2 separate regions of the Homo sapiens genome follow, and region 2 is linked to region 1. The links are chromatin loops, found by intact Hi-C in ENCODE. Cell type or tissue: Caco-2. All regions are shown on one strand. Each heading gives the region's core, and the rest is flanking DNA. Links, peaks and the distances in the headings are about the cores only. Region 1 overlaps LOC101929485 (a long non-coding RNA gene). Region 2 has its middle 180 kb from the start of LINC00882.

The links. A loop is a pair of places that touch in the nucleus more often than their neighbours do. Peaks named below come from ENCODE experiments on the same cell type or tissue, not always from the same donor. Only the 100,000 strongest peaks of a DNase experiment are listed, where the experiment ranks them.
Region 2: it touches region 1 in a loop (10-fold over the local background); 20 of 110 quality-filtered maps call a loop at or near these places.

The regions. Positions count from the first base shown.
Region 1 is chr3:106,606,046-106,614,391 of GRCh38, reverse strand. The region is part of intron 2 of LOC101929485 (a long non-coding RNA gene); the gene reads left to right. Among named protein-coding and RNA genes, the nearest start is that of LINC00882, 630 kb to the left of the region's middle. In Caco-2, for the core only: a CTCF peak has its summit at 4,490 (motif pointing right); a DNase peak (open chromatin) is centred at 4,481.
Region 2 is chr3:107,059,614-107,067,959 of GRCh38, reverse strand. No RefSeq gene overlaps it. Among named protein-coding and RNA genes, the nearest start is that of LINC00882, 180 kb to the left of the region's middle. In Caco-2, for the core only: a CTCF peak has its summit at 3,296 (motif pointing right); a DNase peak (open chromatin) is centred at 3,329.

The DNA of each region.
Region 1 (8,346 bases), core at 223-8,222:
GGGCATGCTTGTAGTCCCAGCTACTTGGGAGGCTGAGGCAGGAGAATCACTTGAATCCAGGAGGCGGAGGTTGCAGTGAGCCAAGATCACACCACCGCATTCCAGCCTGGGTGACAGAACGAGACTGTCTCAAAAAAACAAAACAAAACAAAAAAAAAAAGGAAATGAGATCATAAACTAAGTCAACTAATGAATGGAAACTAGAAACTGAAATGAGATTTCAATGAACAACTCTTGGTGATAGGGTTTGGCCATGTGTCTCCACCCAAGTCTTATGTTGAATTGTAATCCCCAATGTTGGGAGAGGGACCTGTGGGGAGGTGATTGGATCATGGGAGCAGATTTCCGCCTTGCTTTTTTTGTGATAGTGAGTGAGATCTAGCAGTTTAAAAGTGTGTAGCACTTCCGTCTTCACTCTCCTGCTGGCCATGTGAAGATGTACTTGCTTCCCTTTCTGCCTTCCACCATGGTTGTAAGTTTCCTGAGGCCTCCCCAGCCATGCTTCCTGTACAGTTTGCAGATCTCTGAGCCAAATTAACCTCTTTTCTTTATAAATTACCCAGTCTCAGGTAGTTCTTTATAGCAATGTGAGAGTGGACTAATATACTTGGTCACCAAGTAAATATGAAAAGTGAGAAAAATGGTAGTTTTTTGGGTTATTTACTAAATATTTCCCATTTTCCTTCCAGGCAGATAGTTTTTTCCTTTTGGGTTATTTACTAAATATTTCCCATTTTCCTTCCAGACAGTTTTTGCACTGTCTCATCCTCCTGAAGTGAGGTGTGACACTTTGACTTTCTTCGGTTAATAAATATGAGTGGAAGTGACATATGCTTCTAGGTGTCCTTTTGTTAAGCAATTTGATATGGTCTCTTTCCTGTGGCTCTGGTAATCATGTGAATGTGTATTGAGATAGATAGTTGATTCCCAAACAACTATGATGAGCAGAGATCTCTGAAAAACCCACGTTGACCACATTGTATGACGAAGAAATCAAGTTTTGGTGTGTTAAGCCATTGATATCTGGCAATTGTTATTTGTCAAGGAACAAGTTACTCTGACCAATAAACATGCTGTCCAAAATTTCAAAATACAAAATTAATTTACCAATACCTGTTTGGCCTGGGTAAACTCACAAATTTTTATTTAAACCCCAATCTCATGCTTAGATTTAGAATTTGAACATATCATGACATCAACATATCAATTCTTGCAGGTTAGCTGTTTTTTAGGGTTTTATTAGATTATCTTCTTAGAAGATGAAAGCCATTTTTTCAGTTATAAAGCAAGATATATCAGTGACAGTCACTGGCAAGAGAATATTTGAATAACATGGTAATAATTAGTATATCAGACAGATCTTTAAGGGCCAATGGGATCATATCTGAAAATCACATCTTATTGGAGTCTGCAACACCAAACAAAGGAGATACATTTCTAGGAAAGGACAGGAAAATGCTCTATTCTGATTGGAAAATGATAGTCATTGAGGTATACACAGTCAGCAGAGAGTTGCATCTATGGAATGAAATTATATTTGTGTCTGGAGGGCAGGGGACAGTGAAAATAATGATAGCTTTTGAGGAGCATGTTTTGTAGTTAACTTGTTCCTACATGAATTGTCCCTTATTCATCTTGTTCCCTTCTTGTCCAGAGTTTTGTGGACCTCGTGGCGAATCTTTGAGAGCAGGGACTTTGTCTAGGGTTGGCAGACTGTAAACTCAGGCTTTTCAGAAAGTGGCTTCCCTAAGAGCAGTCTCCTCCCTGAACTCCAGGAAATCCCATAAGCTGGGGAAAGCTTCTGCAGGGTACCAATGGCCACATTTATCAGGACCAATTTTTGTTTATTAGTGTTACTATCACATTGAGTCTTCCTTGTTTGATTGCAGGCACACCCCCATTCTACACCCCCATTCTTTTAGAATATTATTGTTGAATTTTTTTAAATTAATTTGGAAAGAATAAGAGAAATTAATGGGAAAGAAAAGACAGTTTAGTTACTAGTTGAATTTAACCTCTGAGTAACCCTCTTGAGATTCAGCCATAGAGTAAGAAATAAATTTTTATTGTTTATACACATATAAATGTATATTTAAAAAATATATGTTTTATTAAGCAATGTTTATCTTTACTGAATATTATAACTCTAGTATCATACATACACACAGAGTCATAGGGATCTTCATTTCAGTTGTCTTATTGTTTTGGAGGAAAGAAGGGAAAGAAATGACAACCTACCTCTTGAGCAACCACTAAGTGCTCTTAAGTTAACTAAATCTGCTTGGCACTACTAATGTTCTGGAGCCACATGCTTACTTCTTCTAAAATAACCTTTTGCAGGGTAGTAGAACCTTCTGTCATTTGCTTATCTTAGGATGTGGAAACTCTGGCAAGATGACAGTTTTATTGTTGCTGTTATTGTTACTATCAACAGTAAAATAAAAAAAAAATTCTGTGCCCACAATAAGACTTAGTGCTACACAGTTAATGTAAAATGTTAAAAAGAAATTCCAGAGCCTTGAGATTTGTTAGACATGCCCAGTATGATATCTGGGTACCTTATTTCCCTATTATATCCCAGAAACCTTTTTAGCCTAAGACTTATATCCTAAGACTTGTTTATCAAACTTTGGGTCAAGAAACAATAACAACACATAACAATTTTTAGTGGGTCATGCTCACAGGTTTTTTAGGAAATATATAAGAACAGTATAGGATGCATTACACACTATAAGGTAATTACACAAGGACATTTTTGCTTAATTTTATATATACACACACAATCACAATGTAAAATGTGTTATTGTAGTAAAAATAATTAAGTAAAAAATAGTTTACATTTTAATGGTACTTCTTATATGCAACACATTGTTCTAAGTGGCTGTGTTAAGTCATTTAATTCTCACAACTTTTCAATGATTTTTCTCATTTTAGTCCCTGAAACACAGCAAAGTTGAGTGATGTACCTGACTTTACAGAACTATTCAAAGCTAAGCAGTTCGCTGCTTATGCTGCTGTCATAACCTATAAGCTATCTATACTATTCTCTAAGGACACTGAAAATACTGGCATAGAGGACCACAGACATAGAGCAGGAAGAAAAATTTCTGTGGAAAAAATGAACATGTAGAATGAATCATTTGGACAAGGACAGGGTATTCCAATGAGGTAAAACATGTAAAGAGAAAAGGGTGATGGAAAATGAAACAAATAGCAGATAGAAACTCCAGTGCAGACAGAATGGTTTATATTAAAAATGTAAATGAGGACTATTTATTTAATTCAGCTGTTAAAACTCTGTCCATTCTAGACAGTCATGTTGCATCCTCAAGCATTTACAAAGCACCTTTGAACACAACGATTCTTGCTGCCATCTGACTTGGAATTTAGATCCTGGAATTTACACTTCTCATCCTCCTTGTTAACACTTTCATAATTGCCTAAACTTCAGGTTAGAAAATATTTTCAGAAAATCACTCTACATTTGTCAGTTCAATTTCCCCTTCAACCTTTATTTACACCATTTAAAACAACTTCTCTATGCTTCATATATTTGCTCACGATTATTATCTTCTCTCTGGCCAAACTAAACAAATTTAAATGTTTTCATATGAGTTTATGAGTCATCCTCCTCCTGACATTTATTCATTCTTATTGCTGTCCTTGGAACACAACACCTCAAGGACTATTGCTTCCTCTGCAGCAGTCCAGGTGTGATTGGCTGTCACAGAATCTGCAGAGCCCCTTGAGACGCAGTCCCTGGGTGGGTGCTGGAGAGGGTGGGTGCCTATGTATGACTGGTAGGAAGCAGCAACATACCATGCTTCAGGTCTCTAGGAACCTCTAGGAAGAGGTATCACCTTTAAAAAGAGTCCATCTCCATCCTTTAGCTATATCCCTTGAGATCAAGAATTACCACCTTCTATATTCAGAGTGATTTTCAACAGATGGTTTTGCCTGTGGAATCCCTTGAAAATGTCTTATTTATTTTCCCTCCAGGACAAGAAGGATAACTTGTCTCCTCTTCTGTAGATTTTTAGAGATTGAATTAATTATCCTATTGGTAAAAACAGGTCACATTCACATCTACTTAGAGGCAAATTTAAAACACACACACATATATACACACACACATGCCCAGATATAAAGAGTAGATCTATATCAACTTTGTGGCATTACACTTTAAATATAGAAATGAACTTGCTGAAATTGTTTCTATTTTTTAAAAAATAATATTTCTATTCTCACTCCCTTCAAGAATATAATTGCATTTCATTGTACTTTTAGAGATAACTATGGAATAAATATCGCCTGAACTGAAAAATGCAGCATTTCTGTTTCCAAAGAATTTATGAGAAAAGCTGAAACTCTTTGGATACCAAGACATAATGAAAACAAACCACATTTCTTCTAACAAAAGACTCCAGCAGCTGCATGAGCAAGGCTACTGCAGCTGACTGTGATTTCCAAGAGGCTGTTTATTCCAGACACTAGGGGGCACTGGTGATTTGCTCAACTCCTCTCAGTTCTTGGGCTTTAAAAAATTCAGTGTGTTACCAGCAACTTGTCAACTTTCAATGGGCAGGAATGGAGTGGAAAATAACTATTCAAAAGTTCATATTTTCAGAGAGAGGTTAAAAATATTCTCTGCAGAACCCACCAGAAGAAAGAGGAGAAGTGACTCGTCTTTGTCCTGTCCTGGTTATCAGTCCTCATCCAGAAGTTGTAGTGGGTTCAAATTTCATAACTTGTTAAAACTAATGCCAGAAATGAAGTTTGTAAAACAGCAGATAGCTCATTCAAACCCTACATTTGAACACACTCTTTTCCTTTTCATGCTTATTTTTGCCGAAACCGGTGACAACATCGGTTTCTAACTATTGAAAAGACATTCTGATTCACAAGCACTGATTTAAATAGAGTATGTTCATTTGGACGTAATGAGGGGAGACAAACAGGATTAAACAAAACAAGGACAATGAGAATATAAGCTACCTTCATAAATCGAATTTAAAATAGTCGAGCAAAAACCCTGCTTATCTGTATAATCCATGTTCCAGTTGCTTTGAGGCAGGATGGAAGAATAACAAGCAAAGGTAAAAGCAACCAAAAAAAAAAATTTAAAGAGATACCAATATTTGATATGAAGCATTCAAGTAAAAGAAGCTATCCATTAAAAGCATTGACAACGAATCAGTTATGTGTGACCAAGATACTCAGAGCAATAATAACCAGAGGCTCTTGTACAATATGCTTGGTCCATAATTATTGTTTCCATTATTGGTGAGTTTTTTGTTTGTTTGTTTTTATTTTTGTTTTTGAGATGGAGTCTCACTCTTATCCAGGCTGGAGTGCAGTAGCATGATCTGGGCTCACTGCAATCTCTGCCTCCCGGGTTCAGTCGATTCTCTTGCCTCAGCCTCCCAAGTGGCTGGAATTACAGGCACACACCACCACACCCGGCAAATTTTTTTTTTTTTTTTTTTGTATTTTTAGTAGACTGTGTTTTGCCTTGTTGGCCAGGCTGATCTCGAACTCCTGACCTCAAGTGATCCACCTGCCTTGGACTCCCCAAGTGTTGAGGTTACAGGTGTGAGCCACCATGCCCAGCCTATTGGTGGTTTTAAAAAATCTATTCCATATTTCCTCAAAGCATATAGCTAAAGAATTTAGGGAGGGAAGCGTATGTCCCTTTCAGAATCTCCTCTTACTCAACTATGACAGTCATTACTATCTGCATGGAGACACGCTTGAGAAGGAGGCCATTGCATGTTCTCAAGATAACTAGGAAAGAATAGCCTAATAGTGGCCAAAGTCAGTTTCTTCCTGCTTCATGTGACTCTCTGAAAAACTAGGCCCATCGCAGCCCTAAAAGTCTGACTCCCACCTCTTTCTCTCATGTGTCACAGGTAAAAGTAAGTCATGTACAACACGACAGTCTTGTTGCATACAATACATTGTGTGCCTTGGAGGTACGTGATGCTAAAGTTTGTTACATAGGGTCACATTAGGAAGAGTATTTGTCCCGTATAATAACCAACTCAGTTCCAAGTCTAGGTTTAATCTCCTCCTGACTCAGGTGTCACCTTCTTGCTTTCAAATAAATTAGTTTCTTCTAATCCCAGTGAGCTTCTGTTGACCTGAAGACTTATTTCTTTTGCTAACTGGTTTCAGCTTCCCATCCAGATGACTAGATTGTTTGCTGACTTCAAGAGTCCTTTGGTGTCAGCTTGAGGAGATAATAGTTGTTTACCAAAAATGATCTTTAGAGTAGTTTAACTACCCAGAGGCTCTCACAGTTTGGAAGGAGGGTGGAGCAATTTACACTACATGATTTTATTAGCAGGAAAATTTGCCTTTCTTTTTCACTGCAAACAAGTTATTCTCTGAAGGGTAGCTTGATATAGAGTACAACATTATTAAAATGCATAGGAAATTAAATCTGAAATATATAATGGTTTTGTTTGTAGAACACTTCTTTTAAGTAGGTTTAGGTTTTAAAATGTACATGCACATACATGTCATTGAAACCTTGGAAAGAATGTTATTTAGGGTGCAAAGATCAAAGTAGATATGGAGGTAGTAAGATGATTATGTTTTCAATTTATAAGGTTTTACATTTCTTTTACAGAAAGTGTTTATTCTTGTATAAAATGAAAATCCTCATAACTGTTTTGCAAGTCTCTGCATATTCGTTACATTTTTATGCCAAAGACATATCTCTCTCTCTCTCTCTCTCTCTCTATATATATATATATACACACACACACACATATATAAATGTTTATGACAAGAGCCTATTTGTAATTTATTTTCTTTATAACAAATAAATTTTGAGCTATTTGTGTTTGTAAAATATCTTGAGCTTAATATGTCATAATAAAAAGCAGAATAGGACATATATATATGTCCTCTTCTTCCTATTAGAAGCTGACTTCTTCCTTAAAATTCTCTCTCCTAAAACAATAACTTTATTTTAACCGTATATGTTTTGTATCTGTGTATAGCTAGTATAGCTATTACATATATATATATATATATGCACACACATATGTTTTAAAGTTTACATTGTATAGTTTAAAGAACTTTCCTCTCCCTTTAAAGACTTCTTCACCGTTTTGCTTAAATGCAAAATTCTTTACAAAGAGGATTTTTTTTTTGGGGGGGGAATAACTAGGAATGGGGGTCAATTTGACTTTAAATTATTCTGTTTATTATGAGAGATGTTTAAGGCACATTAAGGACATGACTCCACCTTTGGTGAAGGTTGCTCCAGTGGAAAAAAAATTGACAGAAAGGTCCACATCCCTGAACAACTATTTGAAAGACTGCTATCCAGAAGAGCAACCCAACCCCATCTTGGACTGTAATGAGAGGTGGAAGTAAATGTTTGCCTTAAGTCACTGTAAGTTACTGCAATTTTAGGGTTGTTACAACACTAATTACTTTGAATATTTCATAGACTCTGTACAGAATTTATTAACACAGTTTTAAACAAAAACAATCCCAAGATGTAATCTATAGAAAAAGGGTTCCACGTCCAAGTAAGTCGAAAAAAAAACTAGGTACCGCCTATTTTTCTTAAAGAGTCAGAACGCACACTGCTAAATTTAGAGCTCTGAAAATTTCCATAGTAAAAAACCATGTTTAACTCAATACTTGTCAAATGTATATAATCACCCAAACAGATCATATGACTCATATTAAGCTGATACATAATGATATCATTTATATTGGTTGTTCAAAATATTGAAATTCTTTTATTCTGGTTGGTAAATAAACATTGACCAAACCCTTCAAATAGCCCTGCCTCCACTGGCCTAGCCCTACAGTAACTTAAGTGAATACTTTTAGTGAGCTGTTCTGGTACCCTCTGGTCAATGAGCTAGCCAAAGAACCTACCATACATGACTCCTGTGAAATGACCACCATCACTAGAAGTAATTCCTCTGTCTAGAGCAGACCTCAACTCTGAAAAGGGAAACAGGCAAATGATTAACGTCCTGTTGGCACCCTGAGGTTTGGTGTCCTCCTATAGGTAGTTATTTCCCCAGGGGATATCCTCACATGGTCTTTTGTTACATGTGGCCACTTGTTGAAAATTGTATCCTCCAAAATATTTCCTACTAGTGGTTAAATATTTTTAATTCCACTACATCACAGAACCATCAGCATTGAAATCAATTTCTGTTGCAAGGAAGACACTTTAAATCCTGACTGACTTCCTCGCAACCTGACTGACTTCCTTGCAACATATAGTCAAAAAAAAAAAACCAAAACTATTTACTTTCATTGTTCAGATGAATTTGAATTGTTTTGTATTAAGATCATCTTTATTGTGTGCGG
Region 2 (8,346 bases), core at 239-8,238, 450 kb before region 1:
AATGAATTCTTTGTTTCGGGGTTAGGAAATTATTTCGATATACCACTTTCAAAAGAATAATGTAAAATGTGTTTGAGAGCTGTTGCCATAGGCAAGCACTCACCATCAATCTATCACTCAAGTTATAGAAGACGGCAAAACCTTTCATTGTTCTTTCAACTAGCAGAAGGCTGTTCATTCCTTGCACTTTTCTCTTTAGCATTAGTTTTTGGCTGACATACTGGCTTTCTGTCATCCCAAACTGATATGCTTTGGCTCTGTGTTCCCACTCAAATCTCATGTTGAATTGTGATCTCGAGTGTTGGAGGTGGGGCCTGGTGGGAGGTGATTGGATCACGGGGGTGGTTTCTAATGGTTTAGCACCATCACCCTAGTGCTGTCTTGTGATAGAGTTCTCACAAGAGCTGGTTGTTTGAAAAGTGTGTAGCACCCCCCAGTCTTCGTGCGCTGTCTCTCCTGCTGTTATGTGAAGAGGTGCTTGCTTCCCGTTTGCCCTTCTGCCATGATTGTAAGTTTCCTGAGGCCTCCCCAGCCATGCCTCCTGTACAGTCTGTGGAACTGTGAATCAATTAAACCTCCTTTCTTTACAAATTACCCAGTCTCAGGTGGTTCTGTATAGTCTGTGAGAACAGACTAATACACAACCTGAATGTCTTAGTAACACAAATAAAACATGGTGAGTTTAAAGGTAGTTCCAAACACAGTGTGCTTGCCCAACACTTCCACCCACATGGACCCTCAATATATGAAGTCTGATCCTTGAAATCAATGTCACTCTTTCCAGATTTGGTTCTTCAGCTTAGTCTGAGTCTATATTCTTTTGTTTTTCCTTTTATACACTCTGGGAAAGAGTGTTGTCTGATATGATGCGATTTCGACATTTTAAGGGCTTTTTCTAAAGGGCTTATTTTATCTTTTGTTCCAATCCTGTGCCAAATCATAGGATTTCATTGATTTAGTGGTGAATAGTTAGGATTTCATGATTGCAATCATGTTTATTTTAGAAATGGAAAATTGAGTAAGGCAGAAATCATCTATTCAATGCAATCATATTTTTTAATATTTAAAAATGCTACATAGGTGTGCATATAATACAGGATTGGGAATTGGAAAGTTAGGTTCTGGTTTCTGCTTTGCTATTGCAAAAAAAACAAAACAAAACAAAACTTAATCTTTGGACTTCTGTTTCATCATAAGTTAAAGAATTAGGTGGCTCTAAATGATTTTCATATAATAACCCAGTTTAAACAATTTTGTGAAGAGTCTTAACACTATGCTACATGTGAAACAGAGCAACACGGCAGTAATAATATCTCTAAAGTGCATTTTAAAGACTTTTATCTATGGCCGGGCACGGTGGCTCACGCCTGTAATCCCAGCACTTTGGGAGGCCGAGGCGGGTGGATCATCTGAGGTCAGGAGTTCAAGACCATTCTGGCCAACATGGTGCAACCCTGTCTCTACAAAAATACAAAAATTAGCCAGGCGTGGTGGCGGACGCCTGTTAACCCAGCTACTTGGGAGGCTAAGGCAAGAGAATCACTTGAACCTAGGAGGCGGAGGTTGCAGTGAGCTGAGATCACGCCTTTGCACTCCAGCCTGGGTGACAAGAGTGAGACTCCATCTCAAAAAAAAAAAAGACTTTATCTAACTTCACGTTTTCTTACTAGTGATTTTTTTCATCTTCTGACTTGCTGCAAGAGGGTATTTCCCTAGTTTCAATGGTTTTGAAGTTAATTTGTTCAGCTTCTGCTTAGTGGATATTTATGAGAGGTAATACTTGCCTTTAATTTCTTTTCAGCTTTTCTACTGCTGTCTTTTTCTTATTACTTCTTTTTAAGTTAGCTCCGACTTTGCTATTTTTAGAGAGAAGCAATAAGGATGGCACAGTGGTTACAAGAGGTTAGAAACAATTGAGATGAGAATCCTATTTTTGTTGATATAATTTATATGCAATTCGTAGCTTCAAAATGAAACACTGACATGGTCATCTTTTTAAAACTAAAAAATGATATAAAATTCCTAGTGCATGTGTTTTAAAAAATTCTTTCATAGTGAACAAATCATGCAAGATATTAATTTTTTTTCCCTAAAAGACTATTCTAAAGTCTCCCTGAACATGTCACTTCAAAATGTAAACAAAGAAACAAAACTGTCATCTATTGGAGTTGGGTGTGATTTTTGTCTTTTGTCTTCTCTGTCACACTAGTTTTCAGTTCTTTGCTGTCATGTGGCCCACTTTTCAAAGATGCAATTATGTGGATTTCAGGGGGCCGTCAGCTTGCCTTCCCCAGTTGCTCTGGGCCAGCTCTGGTCTCCAGATACCTCTGATGGAGGCGAGTCCCAAAGTTGATAACTAGGAAGAGACTGTGTATGCCAGGGACGGATGACAAGATGTGCTGAGCCTTGGGGAGACGCGGCAGGATGTTACTAATGAAAGAGGGCCCTGCTGCCGAGGGAGGGGAAGGAAGCAGATGTGAGGGCAAGATTCAGGTGACAACCTCAGCGTTCCAGAGATACAGGATGTTATGGAGGAGGGAGAAAAGCAAGTTGGCATTTGGCAGAATGCACAGAGGCGAGACTCGAGAGTGGGCGGTGGAAGCTGAGGCTTTCAAAGATTTCTGACCTTCTGCCTGCCAACTTGGAATTAGATTTCTTGATGGAGGGGGAGAATGGGGGAAGGGGGTAGAAAAGGCAGATGCCAAGAGAGATTACTGATTTGGCAACCAGACAAAAGGATGCTGTGGCTGGCACCTGCAGCAGAGAAGGGCAGAACGGTGTAGCCAGTAGGTCTAAGGCAATGGGCTGAGTGCCAGAGTTTGAGCTGCTACAGAGCGGCCTGAGATGGCCTCTTTTTTAGACACGAGAAAATAGTCTGTAGAGAAATAAAATTTAAAAATGAGAAATTTAATATCTTTGGATAGATTTTTAGGATTGGCATTTACAAGCGTATTCAGTTGCCTTTCTCCTGTCTGAGGAGCATAACCTTTTGTGGTCAGATTGATGATGCTCTTTAAAAAAAAATCCCAGCAATATTGTTACATTTCCAATTCCAAAACCAAAGTGGTGGGATTTGACTATAGGTTTCCTCATTTCCCCAGCAGTGAATACGAAGTGACTTTTCCATGTCCCAAATGTTGACCCAGAACAATATCATTCCCTGTGAGACAGGAGTAACTGATTACATTAGAATACAATTTTGTTGCCACAGAAATCAGGAAACTTTAAATTTAGCAGCTTCCTTCTAGGGTTTTTTGCTCTGGGCTCTCAGCAAGCGTTTGCGTTTCTACGTCCTATATCACCGTGCACCACTAGATGTCACTGTTACTCGGGTCTTTGGGTAACAGACTCAACAATATGCCTGACCTTTTGTGCCTGGGGAAAAACAATCTTCAGAAGGGGAGGATAATACTGTCTGTGTGGATTTAAATAAGACCTCTTTACCTGGCATTTTTATCGAAAAACAGATACTCCATATGTTGTGTTGATTGCTGTTTCCCTTTCTGTTTTTGAAAGGGAGAGACTGAATTAAATGCGTTTCTTCCCACAAATGTACCTTACCATTTCTCCTTATTCTCAATTCTCCCTTAAAAATGTAGCTTTTAGCTCCATAATATAAGAAATATTTGTTAGAAAATTAGGAAAATCATCATTCTATGGGTATTTAGAATCTATATATGGACTGCAAATGTTTCTTCCCTAATCTCTTCCTAACCTTAGAGAACTTCAAAATGCATTGTCTCATTTCCTAAGGAAAAATGTTGTAACTCTAACTAGGAAAAGAATCCTGTGAGAGCACAGCAAGTCAGCGTTAAGAATTGAATTTTCATGACTACCCTCGGATACATCCTTGAACCTAAGGGACAAATGTTGCCGTGAGTTTCAGGTTGTTTAAATGGTGGTGTTAGACACACAAATCATTCATTTTCCTGCTAAATTTCCTTTTCTTTTATTGAATATTGGATACAGGTATGTCTTTTAAGATGTGGCCATTGATTCATATATACCAGAGCATTATTTAAACATGAAATTAAATAAGATAATTAAATAACAATGCATTTATAAAGCGTTCTTGAAAATAGATTAATTATTTAGAGCATTTGAGTGAAAAGTCTCAATACGATTTCACTATAGCAAATGATAGCCATTAATAAGTCATAACAGGATAATAACATAAAACAAAAAATGAAAACCTTACAAAATATATCTTAAAAAGCGAAGTAGGGCTTTACTTTGAGTTGAGTTCGTGGTACAAAATGAATCAATTTGTTCTTTTTGGAACTTTATCTCCAACCGTGTAATATTTGTGTCTTTAACTGTTGGCTGCTTCTAACAGTTACTGAGCCAATTGACCTCCAAACTAGGACTACATCAATCTGTTTTCTCTCTAGCTGCGATGCCACAGTATTTATAGGTTATTCTGCACTGGAATTTTACCCCCTGGAGATAACTTGTAGCTATGGGCCAATGCCAACTCATTCTGACTCAGGTGGGGATAATAGTCCTTAAGATGAAGTTGCCATGGACTTTAACAATGTTTGGGGTCTTATTCTCTCTGCTCCTGTTCGCAACTCCTCACACTTTTTCCCCTCCCCTCTCTTCCTCTTCCCTTCAATTCTCTGTTCTGTATTCTTCTCTATCTCTTTCTTTTTCCTCCTGCCCTTTCTGTGTTTTCCTTCCATATGTGTGACCCTTAGATTTGTTGTAGAACTATATTGGAGATCGAATTATGATCACTTCTATATTAGTTTCCAGTGGTTTCTGTAACAAATAATCCAAATTTGGTGGCTTAAAGCAACAGGCATTTATTATTTTTTAGTTCTGGAGGTCAGAATTCTGAAACCCATTTCCTGGGCTGAAGTTAAGATATCTTAATTTCAGAGCTGTCCTCCCTATGAAGGCTCTAAGTGTATCTGTTTCCTCGCCTTTTCCAACTTTTAGAATTGCATTCCTTGCATTCTTTTGCTCCCCACCCCATCCTTCAAAGCCAGCACTGTAGCATCTTCAAATCTCCCTCTCTGCTGAGGCCATGACATTGTCTTCTCTCTTTTGTGTCAAATCTCCTTCTGCCTCCCTCTTGGGACACTTTTGAGCATATTTAGGGCCCACCTTGATAACCCAAGTTAATGTTTCCATTTCAAGATCCTTAATCACATCGGTAAAGCCTTTTTTTTTTTTTTAATATAAAGTAACACTACGAGTTCCAGGGATTAGGACCTGGATATATTTGGGGGCCATTATTCAGTCTCCCACAGCTTTTTAGCTGTGTGGTTGTGCAATTTATTTAGTCCCTCTAAATTTTAGTTTCCTTGCCAAATAGTGTTAAGTGAGGACTTAATGAGAAAATGCTTGCAAAGTGCTTAGCATAGTGCTTGGCAAAGAGTTAAAGCCACTTTAAATTAAAATAATTTAAGTGCTAATAAATATTACTCCTGCTATCAAATAAGATTATCTCATTCTTTCCCTCCCACTCATCTTTATGGTACTTCAATCTACCTTCTGACCTCATCTCTCTACCAGAACATTTATTTCAAGGTCTCCAGTCTCTTCTAGCTGGTCAAATTCTTGGGCTTCATTTAGCAGCATTTAATTAGGTAAACCACTTATTTTACTTAGAAATGCATTCGTTATTTTGCTTCTGCCATAACATATTTTCTGTTTTTTTTTTTCTACTTCACTGGATACTTCTGTTTTCTTTACTGTCTTCTCCTTCTTTTAATCTACAGTAAAATATTGGTGTTCCTCAGAATTCTGTCTTGAAGACTCTTTGTCTATTTTTATACTGAGATGAAGAGTAGCCTGGCAGTTTGATGATCTTAAAGAAGATAGTGGGGCAGGAATACAGGCAGCAAGGGGTGGGAATGGCATGGGACAGAGCTGGAGTTGTGGTCTGGATCAGATTCTGTGGTGACTGACAGGCCCTGGTATAAGGATTTTGACATTAATGTTAGGAGTGGTGAGATGTGTCTTAAGCCTCAGAAATAGATTTTGACATTGGTGTATTAAGTAGATCTCTGAGTCAGTTTGAGTTGCTATAACAAAATACCATAGACTAGGTGGCTTATTTATTTTTCACAGTTCTAGAGGCTGGAAGTTTGAGATCAGGGTGGCAACATGATCAGTATCTGGTGGAGGCCCTCTTCCGGGGTCTAGACTGCTGACTTCTTTGTATGTGCACATGATGGAAGGAGGGTGAGAGAGCTCTCCCTGGTCTCTTTTGTAAGGGCACTTGTTTCATTCATGGAGGCTGCACTCTCATGACCAATCACTTCCCAAAGGCTCTGCTTCCTAATACCATCACATTAGTGGTTAGGATTTCAATGTATGAATTCTGAGTGGGTGTTGGTAGTGAATGCCTGAATTATTTCCTTTCCAAAAGGTCTACAGCTCATGACCTTCTCCTTTCTGAAAGCTGCTGAACCATGAGCTAACCTACTATCTGGTAATTCTGAGCTTGGATAAAAGGGCAGGAGAGAGATGTCAGAGGTGTGAGTGGAATGTCAGGGGCTCAGCTTTAAACCCTATATTTAGTAAGAACATGGGAATTTCCTATGAGTTGGAAAAACACCACTAATTGTGGCTGTGATTTAGGCAGTACTGTAGATACCTTTCTGCTCCAGCTGGTGTTAAGGCAAGAAGGAATAGCCTTAGCTATAACCTGGTCTCCTAGCCAAGGGACATGCAGTGGGAGAGGCCAAAAAGGCCCTCCAAGAACGTACAAAGAGCCAATGCTTGGATAACTCTCTCAAAGGTGAAATTGCCAAGTAGTCAATGTTCAACAGAGAAAATAGCAACAACCTAAAGAAAGAGAATGGTGGGCCTGTCACCCACCATCGTGGTTGCTCCAGTAACTATTTCTCTCCCTGCCTCCTCTCACTGCTGCTGAAGCTTCGATGGAGAGTGCTTTCTCTGGAGAACACACCCCTTCCTCCCTACCCTCAAACACTTCTAGTCAGTAGTGTGTCCTGCTTTTGTGGAAGAGGGAGGTGTTTAAATAAATATAAGAAAATCTTAACCCAAACTGAAGAAATGTCATAAGAATGAGGTGAGAGATCTATAAGGAGCTTGTACCTAGGTAAAAAGAAGGTGAAAGGAGACATTTGATAGGTATTATTTGGGAAGATGGGAAAATAATTCCATGTTTATAGTTTAATGAGTTTAGATTCTTCAATCAAAACAAGTAAACATATGTGATTTAATTTTATTATCATTTTGCTCTGTATAACAAAACTTCGAGTTAAGTGTTCCTACCGTGATCTTGCAGATAAGTAAAATGAGGTTTCATGAAATCAAGTGACTTGCCCAAGGGCACCAAGATAGCAAGATGCAGATGAGGGACTGGAGCCCTCCTGTACTTGACTTTGAAGCCTGTACCCCTTCTCACCCACTGTACCGTTACGTATACCATGCTGTTAAATTGGTCTCATGGCAGTGGTGAGTTTAGAGTTTAAAATGAATAACTATTAATGATATTACAATTCCCCACATAGATCAGTCACCTAAAATTGCAAAGGGTAGGATGATGCAAATAATTGGCTAAGTCTGGAGGCATAATAGTTCTGATTTTGAAGTTAGATTCTGCTAAGACTACAGAAAGAACTATGCTACTCCCCTAGGTGTTCTTTATCCAATCACTCTGGATTATTTTAACCATAGCAAATGATTTTTGTATTGTCTATTTTCCTTCATCCACCCCCTTTAGAATATCAGCTCAATGACCTTTTTGTCTTTTTTACTGATGTTTTGCAAGCAACCTAGAACCAAAGCTTGGCACTTAAGAGGCCCTCCTTAAATATTTTCTGAGTAAATGAATGAAAGAAGAAATGATATGTAAGCTACCACCTAAATTCTACCCTGGAGTTACAGGCAAAAAAAGAAGGATAAAAAGGAGGAAGAAGAGGAGAACCTCAGTACAGAGCCCATCTGGTTATTCAAGAGTCAGTGGTTGGCAACACTGCATAAACATGTCATTATGGTCACTGGTTGTCTTTATAATGGGTTTGGTGACACTTGCATTAAAAAAATCTGTGAAGGGACAGTCACCATAAGAACCCAGTTGCATCAAAATTCTTTTTCCAAAAGCCTAACCAGGTGCTCAGCTTCTTCGTACCTGGGCGACAATTTCTAAGACTTTTGTCAGTTATTTGAGTGGTTGGGGTCTAGCTTGAGTCAAAGAGACTTAGACAAATAAGCATAACAGATATGCTGGTATGCCTGCTAGAAGTTTCTTTCTAGAGAGACCAATGGTCTTCTTGGTGAGATAATTTATTCTCAAAGGAATTTGATTTTCATCCAGTAATGAAGATTTCTTGTTTGAGTGCAAGAGCATACAAGGCTGGAGTGCAA